2 separate regions of the Mus musculus genome follow, and region 1 is linked to region 2. Evidence: chromatin loops called from intact Hi-C (ENCODE). Cell type or tissue: gastrocnemius. All regions are shown on one strand. Links, peaks and the distances in the headings refer to the core of each region. The heading gives the core; the rest is flanking DNA.

The links. Hi-C counts contacts between places; a loop is a spot of excess contacts. Peaks named below come from ENCODE experiments on the same cell type or tissue, not always from the same donor. Only the 100,000 strongest peaks of a DNase experiment are listed, where the experiment ranks them.
Region 1: it touches region 2 in a loop (5-fold over the local background); 2 of 42 quality-filtered maps call a loop at or near these places.

Annotation. Positions count from the first base shown.
Region 1 is chr8:47,603,253-47,606,160 of GRCm38, reverse strand. No RefSeq gene overlaps it. Among named protein-coding and RNA genes, the nearest start is that of Gm39172, 9.9 kb to the right of the region's middle. In gastrocnemius, for the core only: no CTCF peak of the experiment used is centred there; no DNase peak of the experiment used is centred there; H3K4me3 peaks cover 636 bases; H3K27ac peaks cover 2,500 bases.
Region 2 is chr8:47,673,760-47,676,667 of GRCm38, reverse strand. It overlaps Ing2 (inhibitor of growth family, member 2), which reads left to right and starts at 1,509. Exons shown (of 2, transcript NM_023503.3): 1 at 1,509-2,162. The coding sequence starts at 1,988. AA386476 (expressed sequence AA386476) reads right to left here and starts at 1,277. Exons shown (of 1, transcript NR_166692.1): 1 at 1-1,277. In gastrocnemius, for the core only: a CTCF peak has its summit at 1,194; DNase peaks (open chromatin) are centred at 342 and 1,431; H3K4me3 peaks cover 2,500 bases; H3K27ac peaks cover 2,500 bases.

The DNA of each region.
Region 1 (2,908 bases), core at 116-2,615, 70 kb after region 2:
CAGCCTCTGTAATTTCCAGTATAAGTATGTAATAAAATGCAGTGGAGGCAGGCGGATTTCTGAGTTCGAAGCCATCTTGGTCTACAAAGTGAGTTCCAGGACAGCCAGAGCTACAGAGAAACCCTGTCTCAAAAAACAAAAAAAACAAAAAACAAAAAAACAAAAACAAAAACAAAAAAACCCAAAAAACAAAAAAAACCAAAAAACCTGAATGGCTTCCGTTCAGTGGTGAGCACTTACCTAACGTGAGTGAGGTCCTAGGTTCCATTTCCAGCATTTCTAGAAAAGTAAAAAAGGAAGCCATTGCCTTGAGCTTGCATTGGCACTGGGAAGGTGGCTCGGTCAGTTTACAGCCACGCAAGCTGGAGAGCTTAGGCTCAGATCCCTAGAATCTATGCAAAACGGAAGGTATGCCTGTAACCTGGGTAAGAGGGGGACTGACACAGAGGGTCCCTGAACCTCACTGGCTAGAAAGACTCCATGAACCAATGTGCTCTAGGTTCAGTGGGAGATCCCGTCTCAAAACTGGAGGAGAAGGAGACATCTACACACCCGTGCGGTGGCACACACCCCACCTCCTGAAGACATTCACGGAGTCATAGTCTCAATTTGTGTTATTCTCAGGCTCTTCTCAGAAGATCTTAATGCTGGGTTGCACTTCCATAAAGAAAGTCATAGGGGTTCTTTGTACCTTCTTTAAGTGACTAGGTAAAGTTAAACTGCAGTCAAAAAGTTACAGAGGTTCCTTATGGATTCCATAATAATGTTTTGAGAATTTATTTCGTAAGTATCCTCCAATTCTGTCCCATACTGTTCAGGCTGAAGATGCAATGGAGATCCTTCCCCAAACTTGGGTGAACTGGTCCCAGACCGCACTGGGCTGCTTGGGTGAGAGCCCTATGCGGTCACAAGAGGATTCCATTGACATTTAACATACTTTAGCTAACGCTCTCCAAAGACTGTGCCTGACACAACACACACTGTTGTATGAGACTGTGGGGCTCAGTTGTGGATTTACCAGTTGACAGGCAGGTTAGCCTTTGCACCGGAGCCAAGATCTCTGTCATTCATCCTTTAACTCATTGGGTTCTCAACCTCTATGATGCTGCGACCCTTTAATATGGTTCCTCATATGGCGGTGTTCCCCAGCCATAAAATGATCTTCGTTGCTACTTCATATCATAGTTTTGCTGTTGTTATAAATCATAATGTAAAAATCTAATATGCAGGCCATCTGATAGGTGACCCCTGTAAAAGTGTCGTCCAGTCCCCAAAGGGATCGGGACTCACAGGTTGAGAACTGCTGCTTTAACTGAACTTGTGAGCTTTGGTGTCCAGGAACACAGCACCCTGGTGGGGTCTCACCTTCCCTGCCACAGCAGTGTTGGTGACAGTTTTCTTTAGATCCTCACTGCAGATTTGACAGGATGTCAGGGAAGCAAAGTCATCATGTTACACAGCAGGAGGGCATATCAGCCAGGCTATTTATAGCCTTGCCCTTTTAAATGGCAGTGCTCAGTGCCTACTACATGGCTTTAACCTGGAGTTAATGATCCGGGTGACCCAGTTCTCAGTCCGGAGTCTTCTAATCGCTAACGTTATATTCTAATCCGGAACGAGCCATTAACACTTTAAAACTGCCAAGCAGAAGTGTGGGGCTTTATGGAGATATGAGATGTGTATCGTAACATACATCCTTTCAAGGTACACAACTCAGCTGTCTCTCACATGTTTGTCAGATGGTGCAACAGGTGCCCTCTCTTCTGGACATGTTGTGCAAAGGCATCTTGACGTGTGGTTTGCTGTGACTGGCTCAGCCATGTTATGCCTCATGTCAAAATTTCATTTCTGTTTATTGACAGATAATTATTCCAATGTTTGAATCAGCCACAACTTATTTATCTATTTATCAGGTGGAAGATACTCACTATAAATTTTTTCTATAAAAAATAAAAAGCCAGGATTTTGGATGGGGATAGTGTGAGGACAAGATGTAGTTACTAGTGTCTCCCAGTTAGATGGAGAATCTGCCAGGATTTAGATAGCTTACAAGATTAGGATTCTAGTTGTTGCGTCCAACGACTGAGTTACCATTGATTCTGAACTAAGTTTGTGTGGCATTTTCCTTCACGCAGTGGCTTGACTGGGTTCCAGAGAGAAGGGTACGGTGGCAAAGAGTGGGGTTGCCACATGTGCACCACAAAGGCAGAGGATGTGTGTGTGTGTGTGTGTGTGTGTGTGTGTATGTGTGAGGGAGATTTGAAGTATGGGGCTGTCTTGGTAACGACCCGCCAGAGGGAATTTAGTGAGCTGGGTTGAGAGATTTTGGAGCACTGAGTCAGAGAGTCTCCACAAGATGAGAACAGACCAGCCATTGCCCGAGGATGCTTTTTTCTTTTCTCCTTTCTTTTTTTAATTAGATATTTTCTTTATTTAATTTCCAAATGTTATCCCCTTTTCTGGTTTCCGCTCCAAAAGGCCCATATCCCATACTCCCTCCCCCTGCTCACCAACCCACCCACTCCCACTTCCCTGTCCTGGCATTCTTCTATACTGGGGCATCAAGCCTTCACAGGACCAAGGACCTCTCCTCCCATTGATGACCAACAAGGCCATCCTCTGCTACATATGCAGCTGGAGCTATGGGTTCCTTCGTGTGTACTCTTTCATTGGTGGTTTAGTTCCTGGGAGTCCTGGGGGTACTGGTTGGTTCATATTGTTGTTCCTCCTGTGGGGCTGCAAACCCCTTCAGCTCCTTTGGTCCTTTCTCTAGGTCCTCCATTGGGGACTCTGTGCTCAGTCCAATGGTTGGCTTCAAGCATCCACCTCTGTATTTGTCAGGTACTGGCAGAGCCTCTCAGGAGACAGCTATATCAGGCTCCTGCTAGCCAGCACTTGTTGACATCCA
Region 2 (2,908 bases), core at 138-2,637:
AGTCAATAACCTTAACAATGGTTATTTTCAACAAGACCTGGCTCTTTAATATTAAATAATGGAAAGAAAATTCGTCCCACGTTCTCAGAAATTCAATAAATACTGTGCTTGCCTCGGTTGGCTTAATACTCCACTGATCAAAATCTCAGCGTTAAAGTACATTAACACATTAGTTCCCAGGCCTTCCAATATAGCCCTTGTCCTCAGGACGCCGAATTCCGCGTTGTGTTTTGTCGAAATCCAAATTTTCATCTAGACCAGGACCTAGGTTTCCCTTGGCATCCCAACAGCTGCTTAATATACCCCACTGTATGAAAGTGTGCTGAACAGGCCGGGCAACAGGTATAGCGCTGCAAACCGGGCAAGAGCACCCAAACTTAGCACTCTGGCGTTTTCTCTCTTCTCATTCAAAGACGCCGCTCCCATTGGGCATCTCATCTGAATTAAGCGACTACTCTTTCTTATACCTATTTCGGTTGGGGGGGGGGGGGAGAACCAAAACCAAAACAGCTCACATATTTATATACATTCCGGAAGTCTATCCGTAATTACAGTGAGCTCCTCCTACCGGCATTTCACTGATGGTACTGGGGGAGTAAGGCGGATAATCCCTCACACGGAAAGCACCGCACTCGGTGGTTGATCCGATTTCTAATCCCATCTGCACTGATCCCCTGCTGGCTAGTGGTGAAGCCGAGTGAAAAGACAGTGAGGACTGTGTGTCCTCGCTGGCGGGTGATGCCTAGGCGATTCGACATCTGACAACAGTTTCCTTAAGATGGTTTGGGACTGGGGACCGGGGCGGCGTGCAGCCTTGCCACCTCCCTAAACCAAACTCTTAAGCGCGAGGAGGGGGAGCAGACCCTGAGAGCCACCCCGGCGCTGGGGGGTGGAGGGGCCGCACGCAAGGCGGGGAGTCCGCATTTAAAAGGGCAGAGGGCGCACCGCCTACCTCCGCGGTCCGCCCCGGTGCTCCGGGACCGTGGCCGCGGGGCGCTCGGCGGGAAGTCGCCGCGCATGCCCGGAGCCGCGCCCGCTGCACCCTGGGTCGCCTTAGTTCCCCCTCAGGCCTCACTCGGCCAGCGGCGCCCAGGGGCCGCTCGCTGCTGTCTTGGAGGCTCGCGAGGGAGGCGCTGGATCCGCCAGATGGAGGCAAGGTCGGTAACTCGGGGCCGAGCGAGCCGAGCCGGCGCTTCCTATCCCTGTAGGGGAACAGAAACGAAGAGAGCGGTCGCCCGGCCTCTCGGGGGCAACCGTCAGGACTTCGGTCGAAGGGGGCAGGCTCAGCCATGCGGTCCCTTTAAGAGGGGGCGGGGCGCGGCCTGCCGTTTGGCCGGCCTCCGCACCCTCCCCCCGCCCCCAGGCGAGAGCTGACAGACCAATCGCCCGGGTGGCGCAGGGAAGGCGGGAGAATGCGAACTCTTCGGTAGGACGATAGGGGCGGGGCCCCAGCCTTATTAGGAGTGAGTGCTGCGCAGGCGCAGATGCGGTCGCTGGCCAAGGGGCGGGGACTAGTCCTGTGAGACTCCGACAGGCACGGAGGCTGATAGAGAGGCGAGAGGGTAGCGAGGGGCTTGTCACGGGGATCCGGGCGACCGGGCAGCCCCGGTAGTGTCTGGGGAGTCCCCGGGGGGGACAGCCAGCGTCGCTGCCTGGGAGCCCCGGCGCCATCGGCCGCGGGGAACCCCGCTGCTCGCTCTCCTAGAGAGGGAGGGGGCCGGAGGGAGCCCCGGTCTCGCCCCGCCCCTGGGCTTGTTACCGCGGGGGCGGGGAGTAAGGGCTTCTTCTTGGGGGAGTGGAGATCGGGGGACTCGGCGGTGCCCTCTCGAGCGGCGGCCGTGTCCCCGCGGCGCCGGGCTGCCGAGCGGAGGAGCGGCGGTCGTGGCTGTTGCATGTGTGGCTGCTGGATGCGGAGGCGGCGGCGGCGGCGGCGGCGAGGAGCAGCAGCAGCGGCGGCGGCGGCGGTGGTGGTGGTGGCGGCGGCAGGATGTTAGGGCAGCAGCAGCAGCAGCAGCTGTACTCGTCGGCCGCGCTCCTGACCGGAGAGCGGAGCCGGCTGCTCTCCTGCTACGTGCAGGACTACCTGGAGTGTGTGGAGTCGCTGCCCCACGACATGCAGAGGAACGTGTCGGTGCTGCGGGAGCTGGACAACAAATACCAAGGTACTTTCCCTTCTTTCGGGTGACAGTGTGCGCCGAGTGCACCGAGCGATCTGGTGTGTGGGGCCGGGAAGCGGTTGTGTGTGTGTGTGTGTGTGTCTGGGTGGGGGGACGGCACAGCACACTCGCGGCCCTCCCTGTCCCGGCTGCGGCTGACGAGGACTTCCGAGGACCGCCCGTCCGTCAGCCCCCGTTGCAGCTCCGGCGGCTGGCTGCAGCTGCCGCGGACGGGAATCAGCCATTTTTAAGCGAGCATTTGTTCCGGTGCCTGCCGGTTGGGTGCCGCACACTGTCCTGCCCGGGGCTGGAGAGTGTGCAACGAGCAGGGTTGCGGGGCTGGACCGGGGTGCTGGGCCTGCTTAGCCCCTTGCCTGCTGGGGCTCCCTCCGTCTGCGAGCAGATGCATTGGAACGTATGGGGGGGAGGGGGCGAGAGGACGGCGGAGGTGGACTCGGGAGATGCCTCTCCCCCCACCCCCACCCCCCTCCAGCTCCCGGCGTGGCGCGGGACTGGGACGGTCTGTGCTTCCCTCTCGCCCCGGGGAAAGTTCCGGGCCGCCCGGTGTCTCACTCAGCCCTTCTTCGGCTACTGCCAAATGGTTAAAGGGGGAGGGGTTCCCCCGCAGGGCGAGACGGAGAAGGGGTGTGTGTGTTGTGTATGTGTGTGCGTCCGTGTGTGTGTGTGCGTGTGTGTGTGAGTGTGTGGCGGGGAGGGTCCGGCCTAGGGGCGGGGCCTGCAGGTGTGACGTC